2 separate regions of the Homo sapiens genome follow, and region 1 is linked to region 2. Evidence: chromatin contacts called from ENCODE POLR2A ChIA-PET data. All regions are on one chromosome and are shown on one strand. Each heading gives the region's core, a stretch centred on a gene start or an enhancer-like site at or near the end of the contact. The rest is flanking DNA. Distances are from core to core; before and after follow the strand shown.

Region 1 (5,807 bases), core at 1,145-3,644, about 29 Mb before region 2:
TTCAACTGTGATTAAACTTTGCCTCTCTGGATTTTGGGGCCTTCTGTTGTAAGTATCTCTAAGGGACACTGGAAAATTAGCTTAGGATTCTGCAGAATGCGGTACTCTAATGTGAAGTAATGTATGCTCCTGTTAATAGTTAGGCTCCACATTTGGGATTATATTCTGTGAGAGACATGACTGTCTTATTTATTCTTAGAGAAAAGCACTTGGGAAGGCAAGAATGGAAGTACAGAGACAAATTAGGAGGTTATTGCAGTAATGCAAATGAGATAATGACCTGGACCAAGGTGGTAAAATGTTGGGTTGGATAATATTTGGAAGGACTTGCTGATGAATTAAACATTTGTGTGTGGGTGAGAGAGGTGTGGGGTTAGAGAAATAAAGGAATTAAGCAAGACTACTAGGTTTTTGACCTGAATACCTAGAAGATTGGAAGTGTCATTAACTTGGATGGAAACACTGCCATACGAGTAAGTTTGGGGAGTGGGATAAAGAATCAAGGGATCTCTTACAGACACATCTATTGCTGAGCTCTCCACATTGACTATTTTGCTAACTGATGGCAGGTAATGTGATTTATCCCTTTCTTCTATCCTCAGTAGTGCTTGGTACATGTATAAGGTAGCGTTTGAAAGCTGGATCTTAAAACAAGGGCAGGAATGTGAAGGGAGAATTGTTAGGCAAGTAGGGTGTGCATTTTGGGCAGAGGACATCCATAAACAGAGATATAGATAAGGGAGCATTTGGGGGCACTTTCTAGGCTAGTTAGCTGGGATGTAAAGTGTGCATAGGAAAGTAGTGGGAGATAAGATTGGAACGGTAAGTTGGGGCTGGAGTTCATGAATACCAAATGCTAGAATAAGGAGTTTGTACTTTATTTGGTAGGCAATAGGAAAACATCCGGTGGTTTTTTATTAAGGAAGTGCCCCAGAGTAGTGCTTTGGAAAATTAACTGGTTAATGTTGCACAGGATGAATTTGAGATGAGTGATCCCTGTGGAGATGCTATTGTGTTAGTCCTACGTAGACAGGGAGGGACCTGCATTAGACTTAAATGAAAAGGAGGAGATGGGTATATGAGATACAGTTAGGCTGGGTGTAGTGGCTCACGCCTATAATCCCAGCATTCTGGGAGGCTGAGGTAAGTGGATCACTTGAGGCCAGGAGTTCCAGACCAGCCTGGCCAACATGACGAAACCTAATCTCTACTAAAAATACAAAAATTAGCCAGTGTGGTGGCAATAGTCCCTGCTACTAGGGAGGCTGAGGCAAGACAATCTCTTGAACCTAGGGGGCAGAGGTTGCAGTAAGCTGAGATTGTGCCACTGCACTCTAGCCTGGGTGAGCAAGGAAGACTCTTGTCTCAAAAAAAAAAAAAAAAAAAGAAGAAAAAGAAAAGAAAAAAAGAGTTAAGCTGGATATTTGAACTTGGTAACTAATGACTGCATGTGAGAATTGAGCAATATGATCAATCTCCATTTTCAATACTTGGGAATTTTTAGTAGGAAATCACAACCTTCTGAGACCTTGTCAAGAGATTAGCATTCCCTCTATAAACTTGTCCCAGTTACTGGCATGGAGCTCGACAGGGTAGGATATAGCTCTGTGATTAGAGGAGTGGATAGAGTGTCAGGATTAGATGAATGACCCCCAAGATATGGGGGTCACAGGTATGATATCATCAATGTGCCAGTATAAAAATGATTGTAGGAAATGAAGACCTTTCACCAGATCTGGTGGGAAGAGAGAGCATGGGCTTTCCGGTAAGATAGTCCTGGGCTGGAACATAGCTCCACCATTTACTAGCTCCAAGTTTATTTAGTTTCCTGGTAAATAAAACAAGGTTGTTGTATTAAGTTTAAAAAGGATAAAATATGTAAAATGCCTACCACAATGCCGTAGTAGCGATGACAGTGATGGACATCTGGTTCAATTTGCCGCACAGAATTTCATCAGTCTACACTCTGCCATTACCGGTTTGTCTCTCTGAAGCAGTTTTTAGCTACAGGCTGCCTCTGTCACTCTTACCAAAATACAGAGAAGGCAAGGTGTTAAAAATGACATTTTAAGGACCTTTTAGTAGATAGCTGTGCTGTGATATTTAACTGAATACTTCACATCTCACTATGTAGATTTCTTTAATCACTTTCTATTTGTTTTTTCATTTAAATAGGGGAGCTGAGAGGTGGTTTTTTTTTTTTTTGAGAATGGAGAATGCTGAAAAGTGACGGAAAAGAGGGTTGGAGGGAGGTAGGAATGGCTAGAGTTAGAAGCAGGTGGATGGGACAGCCCTGATGAAGAAACTCCTCAGGTTCTATTTCTTCGCTACTCGGGGATCTGCCCCAATTGGCCCAGTAACGCTATAATTTAGTATTTTCTGCGCATGTCAAGGTCTTTTGTCCCTCGGCGGACACCGTTTGCCAGCCAAAGCTATGTCTGCGCGCTCACCGACTTCATAGGGTGCCGAATTCTTTTTTCCCCAGGCTTGCCATGGCTAGTCGAGGGGCTCGGCAGCGCCTGAAGGGCAGCGGGGCCAGCAGTGGGGATACGGCCCCGGCTGCGGACAAGCTGCGGGAGCTGCTGGGCAGCCGAGAGGCGGGCGGCGCGGAGCACCGGACCGAGTACGTGTGCGGCGCGGCAGGGGCGTGGCCGGCCGGCGGGGCGGTTCGGGGCTGCCCCCGGGAGGGTCTTAGCTGTGGCGCGCGGGGCTCAGTCCGGCCTGGCCTCACCGCGGGAGGCCCGAGCTCCCTCTTCAGCTAGGTCCTATTGGTCTTCCTGGGCGGGTCAGCATTCAGTCTTCGCCCACCTTAGATCCCTCCACTGCGCTGTAAAACTGCCTTGGAGTGCGGATCTGTGATGCTCCTGGGCCAGGCCTAGAGTGGGCACAGCCTCTGTGGGAGATGTAGACAGGATCAAAGAGTATACCTTTTACGGCTGTTCCTCACAGCTCCTTTTATTCTCCCTCAAGTCCCGACCCTTTACTGGGCCCATCCAACCCGCCATCACCTCTTCCCAAACCCTGGAGGCTGCAGGTTAGAACTGCATTAAGGGAGCTGTCAACATATGGAATTGGAGTAGGCTATGTACCTTGCACCTAGGCTTCTATCTGAACATAAGGGGGAATGAATAAAGCCATCAAAAGCAATGACCTTGTTAAGAAAAGAAAGAAAAGGAGAATGACAGCTTTGTGGCCTTCAAGTGAGTGATTAGTTGGCTTGGGATAAATGGAGTGACATAAATGCATTGAGCTAAAGTGTATGAGTTAATTTATGCCTTAAAAGCAGGAAGTGGAAGGAGTGATTGAGTGATTAAAGTCAATTCTTCAGAAGGCTGAGGCAGGAGGATTACTTGAGCCTAGGAGTTTAAGTCCAGCCTGGGCAACATAGCAAGACCCTATCTCATAAAAATTTTTTCTTAAAAATCTGAATTTTTATTAATTTTACTGAGAAAAAACAACTAGCTATTCACCTTTTTAGGTGAATAACTTAAGTGCTTTGATGTCCCTTGCCCTTTTTGTCCTTTCTATCTAGATTTAGGTCTTCTGATTAGCAGGTCCTTCCTGACATGCTTTTTTTTTTTTTTTTTTTTTTGCTTTTGAACAGGTTATCTGGGAACAAAGCAGGACAAGTCTGGGCACCTGAAGGATCTACTGCTTTCAAGTGTCTGCTTTCAGCAAGGTTATGTGCTGCTCTCCTGAGCAACATCTCTGACTGTGATGAAACATTCAACTACTGGGAGCCAGTAGGTGATTTCTTTAGTTTTCTCTTTTTGTTCTTGATTTTGCAGCATAGGTGTTATTACCAATCGAGAGACAAATAATATACAAGTGTGACTCCTAGTAAAATAACTGTATTTTCTTAAAAAAAAAAACAAAAAAACAGGCCTATAATCCCAGCACTTTGGGAGGCTGAGGCCGGTGAATTGCCTGAGGTCAGAAATTCGAGACCAGCCTGACCAACATGGTGAAACCCCGACTCTACTAAAAATACAAAAATTAGCCGGGCATGGTGGTGGGCGCCTGTAGTCCCAGCTACTCGGGAGGCTGAGGCAGGAGAAATGCTTGATCATGGGAGGCAGAGTTTACAGTGAGCCGAGATCACACCATTGCACTCCAGCCTGGGCAACAGAGCGAGACTCTGTCTCAAAAAACAGAGATGGGGGCTCATTATGTCACCGAGGCTGGTATTTAACTCCTAGGCTCAAGCGATCCTCTCACCTCGCCTTCCAAAGTGTTGGGATTACAGGCGTGAGCCACTGGGCCTGGCCAGTAACATGTTTTCACTTTTGTATTCTAAGCGGATGATTTACCTGCTATTGAAGGCTGTAGGGAATTTAGCTGGTTTACACAAAGGTGTAATTTGTAATTTTCTTTTTTTTTTTAAATGAAAATAATACCTGGAGATAGTTTTTAAAGTTAACAACTACTAAAATACCTAAAGGAAAAACAGTAGCTTTCTATTCCACTTCTCGTGTCCAAATCCTACTTTCCAGAAGCAACCACTTTTTTTCACTTTTTAAGTTATTTCTTCTGACGGTTACCAAAATAGTGTTACTAAATAGTATACTTTTATTGCTATTTATTGATTTACACATTACCTGTTGACTTTTATTATAGAAAATTCAAAGGTAAAATTTTCTGATCACATTTTGAATTAAAAAAATGAAGGAAGACTGTTAAGTGTAGGTTGTTTAAGGAGAATATAAAATTTAGAGGTTTTCTGTTTTGGCTAACAAGTATTGAGAAAAAATAAGTAGAAGGTAAAATTTAAGCTTTCAGTGTTGACCAAACAGCAATCTTGTAAAATTTATAATGTCTTAATATTTTAAATATTGTATCATTTTGATTCCTTTTTTATCCATCAATTGCAGATCGCCCAGGCTGGAGTGCAGTGGCATGATCTAGGTTCACTGCAACCTCTAATTCCCAGGCTCAAGTGATTCTCCTGGCTTAGCCTTCCAAGTAGCTGGGACTGCAGGCATGCACCACCATACCATGCTACTTTTTTTTTTTTTTGGTAGAGATGGGGTTTTGCTATGTTGCCCAGGCTTGTCTTTAACTACTGGGCTCAAGCAGCCTGCTTGCCTTGCCCTCCCAAAGTGCTGGGATTATAGGTGTGAGGCATCGTGCCTGGCTTGCCTTTGTTTTTAATATTTCTGCTCAGAAACTTCACTTGCATCTGCTTAACAGAGATTTTTGGCCAGTATAACCCTGAATCTATCTGTTTTGTATTTTTAGACACACTACCTCATCTATGGGGAAGGGTTTCAGACTTGGGAATATTCCCCAGCATATGCCATTCGCTCCTATGCTTACCTGTTGCTTCATGCCTGGCCAGCTGCATTTCATGCAAGAATTCTACAAACTAATAAGGTAAGGGCAGACCAACCTGGAAGCAATCACAATTGATCAAGAGGTGAGTCTCTGGTATAGTTTTGAGAAAAGGACAAAATGAATTGGAAGTTAAAAGGGAACTTTTTTTGAAGAAGAATCATTTATCCAATTCACCATTCAACAAGCATTAATGAAACAACTTTTATTTGGTAGACACTGTATTAAGTGCTGTGGCTATAACAGTAACCAAGCCCCTGACTTAATGAAACTTGTGGTTTAGTGGAGAAGATGAACATTGAACAAATCATTCTAAATATGGTGGGTCTTATGGAGGAAAAGTACAATGTACGGTGGAATAGCATATTAGGAGGGTCTAATTTAAGTAGAGTGCTGAGAAATAATTAGATGTTAACTGGGACCTAACCTGATTAGTTTTCAGAAATTTGACTATGATGCGTCTTGGTGTGGATTTC
Region 2 (6,377 bases), core at 3,406-5,905:
TTTAATTACTCTTGACGATTTCAGATCTTTTTGCCTGGTTTGTAAGTGATGAAACAGATGTTCAAATGAACACACTCAATTTTTTTAAAAAGCACAATTCTAAAAGCAAATCCATCTATTCTTAAATGGATAATGTAAACCCCTAGAATCTGTTCTAAAAATCTAACATAAAACATTAACTTCAGCCTCTTTCTTTGAAATGGTACTAACGATAAATGTCCAAAAGTATAAAACATTTCACCACCCAAGAAAACCCAACACAAAGCAAATATTTATTTAATCAGGAACACATTTTTTAAAAAAAAACGCAAATGTTTCTAAATGCATATGTACCTTTTCAAACACACAAATAAATGTTGCAACTAGATTTTTAGTAAAGGCAGTGAGATACTCTCTTCCAACGTTTTTCACAATAGAATCCATAAGGTACATAACAGGAAGCTTCTCTGAGGAAGGAGCCTGAATAAAAAGAAACTGAGAAGTTTAGTATAATGAATTACCACCAAATAATTATTTAAAAATGAGTTTTTAAACCTACAATACAGACCTCTATTTTTGTTGATACTAAATATTTTTGAAGTAATCTTTATGAAACTTAAGTGTTCAATCAAGCTCTCAACTCTCACAATCCTTAGTTGAGCACAAAAAAGCTCAGAATTACCAGGATGAACAACAGCTGTAATCCCTAATATACTCATTTAACACTCAATGAAATTTCAAGTTCATGTGGTAAAAAGACCTGTGTTTTAAGTGACAAAAATAAGGAGGAGGCGAGGGAAAATTACTTTATATAATCCAAGTGTCAGTTTTGTGACCCATATTAACTTACAACGGTGTGCCTACACTCAAAGCAGTTTTTAGACCTCTTGTAGAAACTAATTTCCATGGGCATATTTTATATGTTCAAGTCTATGAAGCTTTTGTTACCTGTAAAATCATTAGGATTACTTCTCTATAATCCAAATGAACAAAAATTAAAAACACTTCACCTAGGAAGTCAATGGCAAAACACTGAAACTTGCACACGAACATGCAGGAAGTTGCAAGTTTGTTACTCAGACAAGAAAAACTGGATGGAGCAGCCGCTGAATCATGTAAATCAGGTTGAACTTGACTCTGGAAACCAGGATTTGTCCTGAAGATTTTCTTCACAGCCTGGACTCTCCGCCGAGATATTTTCCTCTGACATGCACAAACCAGGGGTTATAAATTTGTGCAGAGCCAGTGTGGTGATGCTGATACAGGTGGCCCTTTCCAAAGTAAAGAAATGTTGCCCCAGTTCAACTGCAATGCCTACCCACCACTGGCTTTTAGAAGGCACAGCAAGCTTCCAGAAAGCATCAGCAGGTTCACAGACTTGTTGAGGAGCATTAAGACACACCATAATAGTTTTAACTCTGACTCCAAAGGAGCACCCATGATTTAAAATAAAAAAAAAAGACAAAAAAAAAAAAAAAAAAAAAACTTAGGTTATCCCCATTTACCCACCCCACGTGTATAGGAATCTTAACCCTAAGTAACACTTACCCATAGCTGCCTGAAGCTAGGGTAGGCTCACAGTTCTGGAGTACACAATGCCATCATATATAATAAAACCAATTGCCCATACAAGTGTGTGGAAATGCTCTTGCTTCTGATAACACCTTTACAACCAAAAGTTGGCTAAGGGAAGCTTTGAATAACTTTGTATGAAAAATTTCTTTTAAGGTACTGTCTAATAAAAGGGTTCACCCACTGCATGTGGGTCAACTATATTAAGTACGAACATGTCAAATGGTTTACTGCTGTGTCTTTACCTTACCATGTCATGTTTTACACCATTTTAGTCATTATTGTACTTATGAAGATAAACAGGCTCTCTTAAACACCAAAGTCTGTTAAGTAGGCTAATTTTTTATTGTACAAGTGAAGTCCTTTTATGTATTATTTTTCGCTACTGCTCTCTCTTGGGAGGAGTCAAATTAAGTGTGAATCCTTTAAGTTTAGTAACGCAGAGAAGCTAAAGAATAAGGACACAAACATTCACCTCCAAAACACAAAACCAGGCCAGTTTGCTACCAAATAACGGAAATCCCTCCCCTCACCCTCGATCCCAACCCAGATTAAGATAGATCCCCCAAAGTGACTTTTACATCTTTTCCTCAACCTGGCTTTACAAAAATAACCAGGAAACGTGTGCCCCCAAAATTTCAGCTGTCTTTTACCAGCAAAGAGCTCATCTATTTTCATCACTGTGTAGCGATATACAAACACAAGTTTTATGTGGTCACTATATTCAGCATTTAGTTTTCGGTTCTCGAAGGTCTTCCGGATCCATTAAAAACCAGCAAGGTTCTTTGAGTGACAACCTGAGCTGCTAAATATTAGGCGCTGTGGAATATTAAATCCCAAGATACGAGGTAATTAGATTTTAAAAATCAATGTTTTTGCCTTAAAAACACAAGTGCTTTAAGGCATTTAATGTCAAGTTAAGCCTTCAACAAGGCAAAAACTAAGTTTTCATGTCCAAGATGTTTGTGGTATCAATAAAAAGCATGTTGAGTATGACGAATGCTTCCTTTTTAAATCTCACACTTAAAAAAAAAAGCTGTTTTACATACACTTTCACAGGAAAAAGTGAACGAAAACTTGTATCTTAGCTGTCAGACTGAGCATGATAAACTTGTTGAGGTCCTTAAAAGGAAAAAGAAAAAAAACCCTTCCTTTTCGTCCTCTTTAAATTATGAAAGGACCACCTGAAACCGTGTATCTTGTGAAGAGGTTTACCCAAAAGAGTGGATGGAACCTAAAGAAGAATGAACCCAAGTCACTTAAAGACTTTTGTTTAAAACACACAACCACGTAGATAAAAATAAGTCTTGGAAACAGATTCTACACCTTACAAAGGTAAATAAAAAAGACAAATACATATTTTATATGTTTTATTCACAAATTTTATAATACCAGTCACACATTTCAAAACCATTTATTAGAGTCAGACCACTCAAGTTTTACACTAGACAGAAACCGTCTCTAAACAATATATTGGTGGTTGTTGTTAAAGTGGCCTTTAAAAAGGGGTTCACTCTGCTAAAAGGAGGCTCATCCTGATAATTGCAATCACTAACAACTAGAAAAAACTAAACCGTGAGTACAAGCTTGAAAAATAAAATGTAGCACTGGGACGCTATTAAAACTCATTGTAACTAAGTTGAACAGTAACTTTACTTAAATGACATATCGCTCCCATATGAATCCACAGAAGAGGAGGACTACAGGGAAATATAAGGTGGCAGAGGACCACTTCTGTCAAGGGGTAAAGAAAAACACTCCTTCGCTATCAGGGAAGGGAGAAAAAGAGAAAAGGAAGAGGAGGAGGGACTGAACTTTTCAGAGAAACTGCAAGTACTTGTTACCCTCTGGGCCAGTTCTCCACCTACAGGTTGGATAAGATCTCCTCCCCCCACCCAAACCCCACCCTCAACCCCACTTGCCCCTATTTTGGGACAAATTAGACCCTCCAATAGGAGAATAAAAGTTTTATCTAGCCGCCCCCACCCCAAAATGGGGCTGACGGGAGTGAGCAGCTGCCTGGCTGGCAGGGAATGGATTCTCCTCTCTTCCCTTTCGCATCATGTGCTTTTCAGGCGCCATGTTGGGCTCCTAACAGGCGGCTGCTCCACTCGGGGCCAAATCCCTATTCCCACCCACCAACAGCTCGCTCCCAGGTCCCCCTTCACCTCCTTCCAACCCACAGAACACAATTACCAAAAAGGGTGCTTGGGGAAAATGGGAGACCCACTCTCCCACTTCCCAGGGAATTAAAATGGCTTATGTTAACTCTTACTTCCCCAAACCACAAACTGCCTTTAAGTCTCCCCCACCCCAAAGGGCTCTATTCAAAGCGTGTGTGTGTCGGGATATACAATGCGGTGGCCTAAAAAGGGAGTTGGAAAGCGGAAGTGGGACTCCACCCTTTATCCTCCCCACTCCCTCCCCCCCAGAGGCCCATGCTCGAAGCCTGGGCCAAAGACCGAGCCTGAGTTGGAGGGGGGTGGGGGGGTTGGAGAGAAGGAACACTGTCCCCCTTGGGATGGAAGCGAGACCTGGGATGAGGCTGACACTAAAATCAGGGAGTATTAGAAGTAATAGGAGGCTGCGGGGTGTATAAAAACCTTGGCGGTTTGGGCCTCGATGAGAGAGACGATCTCCTTGGCGAAGGGCAGGTTCTCCTCGGCTAGAATGGTCAGCATATTGATGTGCGGCTTGCTATTGAAGGTCAGGTCTTCGAGCGATGACTGATAATCCCGACAGGCGTCCTCCCGGGCCCCCGCAGCACCGGCCTCGGCCGGCGTCTGCTCTGACATTGCGCCGCGGCCCCCCTCCGAGGTCCGCTGCAGCTGAAGCTGAAGCCGCTCTGGATACCCCGCCTCCCTTCCGACTCCTCTTCCTCTCCCCGGCTCTCTCGCGGCTCCGGCTTCACCACATGCTGACCGCGGAGGGGGGATGGGGGACGACACAGGGGGAACCTCGGGTATGAAACGCCGCCGTCTCGCGGGTGATCTCCGTCCACTTCCAGCCGCCACAGAAGCTTCTTTCTCCACAGACACAAAATGGCGGCGGCAGTGGCGGCTCCAGCTCCGAAAATGTCTGTGTTCCCAACCGCTGCGTCGTGCGAAATGAACTAGGGGAGGGGAAATGTGCGGTAAAAGGGCGGGGCCACTGATAAAACCAGGCGTGATTGGCTGTCCCGGCAACGTCACGAGCCCCGCCCCCGGCCCTTCCGCAGGACGCCCTGGCACCGCCTTCTTCTCCGGCCTCTACCCGGACTTTCGCAACATCTACTGCTCGGAGGCGCACTGGAAAAGACGGCCCTTCTCATTGGCCGATTCATAAGGGACTGTTCGGTCATTTGTTACCATAACAACCCATTCAGGGAAGCCAATAGGCCTGGGAAGGCAGTTCCCGCGGCCCAACCCAACCACTTTGAGAAGAAGACTCAGCCGTCCCCTCTTCGTCCCTCCCTCTAGCTTCCCAGCCACTGAGCGGGCCTGTCAATCATCTTTCCTCCCGCCTGCCCCGTAGCTGCTACCGACGGTGGGGGTTGGAGGGAGCGGGGGTTGGAGGGAGCGGAGGCTTTCTGCCGCCGCACCCCCTCTCCCTTAGCGTCTCAGGTGCTCTGGAGAGCCAGGGCGGGTCCAGCTGCCCCTCTGGGAACTGGGAAGTGGGAGGGAGGTGCCCAATTTACCCGGAACTTCGGAAAGCACTGCTGGAGAGTTTCTTCCAGCACGCCGCTTCCCACACCCACAAAAATACCTAGGCGAGCTTGCCTGACTTGAATCCCCAGGAAAATGCCTTTTATTTAGAGATTAAGTGTGAAAGGCTTTTTCCTTGGGGGTTTGGAGGAGCTCTTTAAGGAGCCCACTATGAGCTCTAGGAAGAGTTTTTCACAACAGCCACACCCAGCTGGACCGTAATATCTCCACTGTGAATCTGCATTTCAGAACCTCCTTAGCATACACTATTTGGGGCACGTAGGAAAACACACACGCGCATGCACTTTTGTTTTAAACTTGTGGGGCTGTCTTCCCAGGTTGGAAATGATGCTCGTAAAACACACAAAGCTTTCAAATAGTTCACCGTGGAGCTGCGACATAACACAAACCAAACGTAATTTTTTCATTGAGTAGCGATATTGACCTAAATATAAGCTTTTAAAATGTGTCAATTACGGGCTGGGCGCGGTGGCTCACGCCTGTAATCCCAGCACTTTGGGAGGCCGAGGCGGGCGGATCACGAGATCAAGAGATCGAGACCACCCTGGCCAACATGGTGAAACCCCGTCTCTACTAAAAATACAAAAATTAGCTGGGCGTGGTGGCGTGCGCCTATAGTAGTCCCAGCTACTCGGGAGGCAGAGGCAGGAGAACCGCTTGAACCCGGGAGGTGGAGGTTGCAGTGAGCCGAGATCACGCCACTGTACTCCAGGCTGGTGACAGCGAGAGTCTGTCTCAAAAAAAAAAAAGTGTCAATTACCTAAAATTGCTTTTCCATTGCCTTCCGTAGGCTACTAGGCATTTGAGAGATAATTTGTTGCTCCCCAGAAGAAATTGCTCTTAAAAAATAAACTTAGCCGGGCATGGTGGCGGCCGCCTGTAATTCCAGCTACTTGGGAGGCTAAGGCAGGATCACTTGAACTCGGGAGGCAGAGGTTGCAGTGAGCCGAGATCGCAACACCGCACTCCAGCCTGGGCGACAGAGTGAAACTCTCTCTCAAAAAACAAACAAACAAACAAACTACTCTTTACTTGTCCCATATAAAGTAACATTTTCATTTCTTCTTTTTGTTTCTTTGAGTTTTTTAGCATCTTTATTGTTGTCTAATTGAAACATAATGA

Evidence for each region. ChIA-PET counts read pairs that join two places held with the same protein, here RNA polymerase II (POLR2A).
Region 1: POLR2A ChIA-PET joins it to region 2 with 22 read pairs in naive thymus-derived CD4-positive, alpha-beta T cell. The contact joins the promoter of ALG9 here to the promoter of PCF11 in region 2. POLR2A ChIA-PET finds 5 or more read pairs at or near these places in 2 of 52 experiments (activated CD8-positive, alpha-beta memory T cell and naive thymus-derived CD4-positive, alpha-beta T cell).

What each region holds. Positions count from the first base shown.
Region 1 is chr11:111,868,168-111,873,974 of GRCh38, reverse strand. ALG9 (ALG9 alpha-1,2-mannosyltransferase) reads left to right here and starts at 2,394. Exons shown (of 15, transcript NM_024740.2): 1 at 2,394-2,623; 2 at 3,605-3,743; 3 at 5,239-5,373. The coding sequence starts at 2,493. RefSeq lists a silencer at 2,449-2,758.
Region 2 is chr11:83,155,409-83,161,785 of GRCh38, reverse strand. PCF11 (PCF11 cleavage and polyadenylation factor subunit) reads right to left here and starts at 4,655. Exons shown (of 16, transcript NM_001346413.3): 1 at 4,155-4,655; 2 at 334-459. The coding sequence starts at 4,346. RefSeq lists silencers at 3,490-3,549, 5,000-5,079 and enhancers at 4,350-4,599, 3,896-4,685, 4,750-4,799.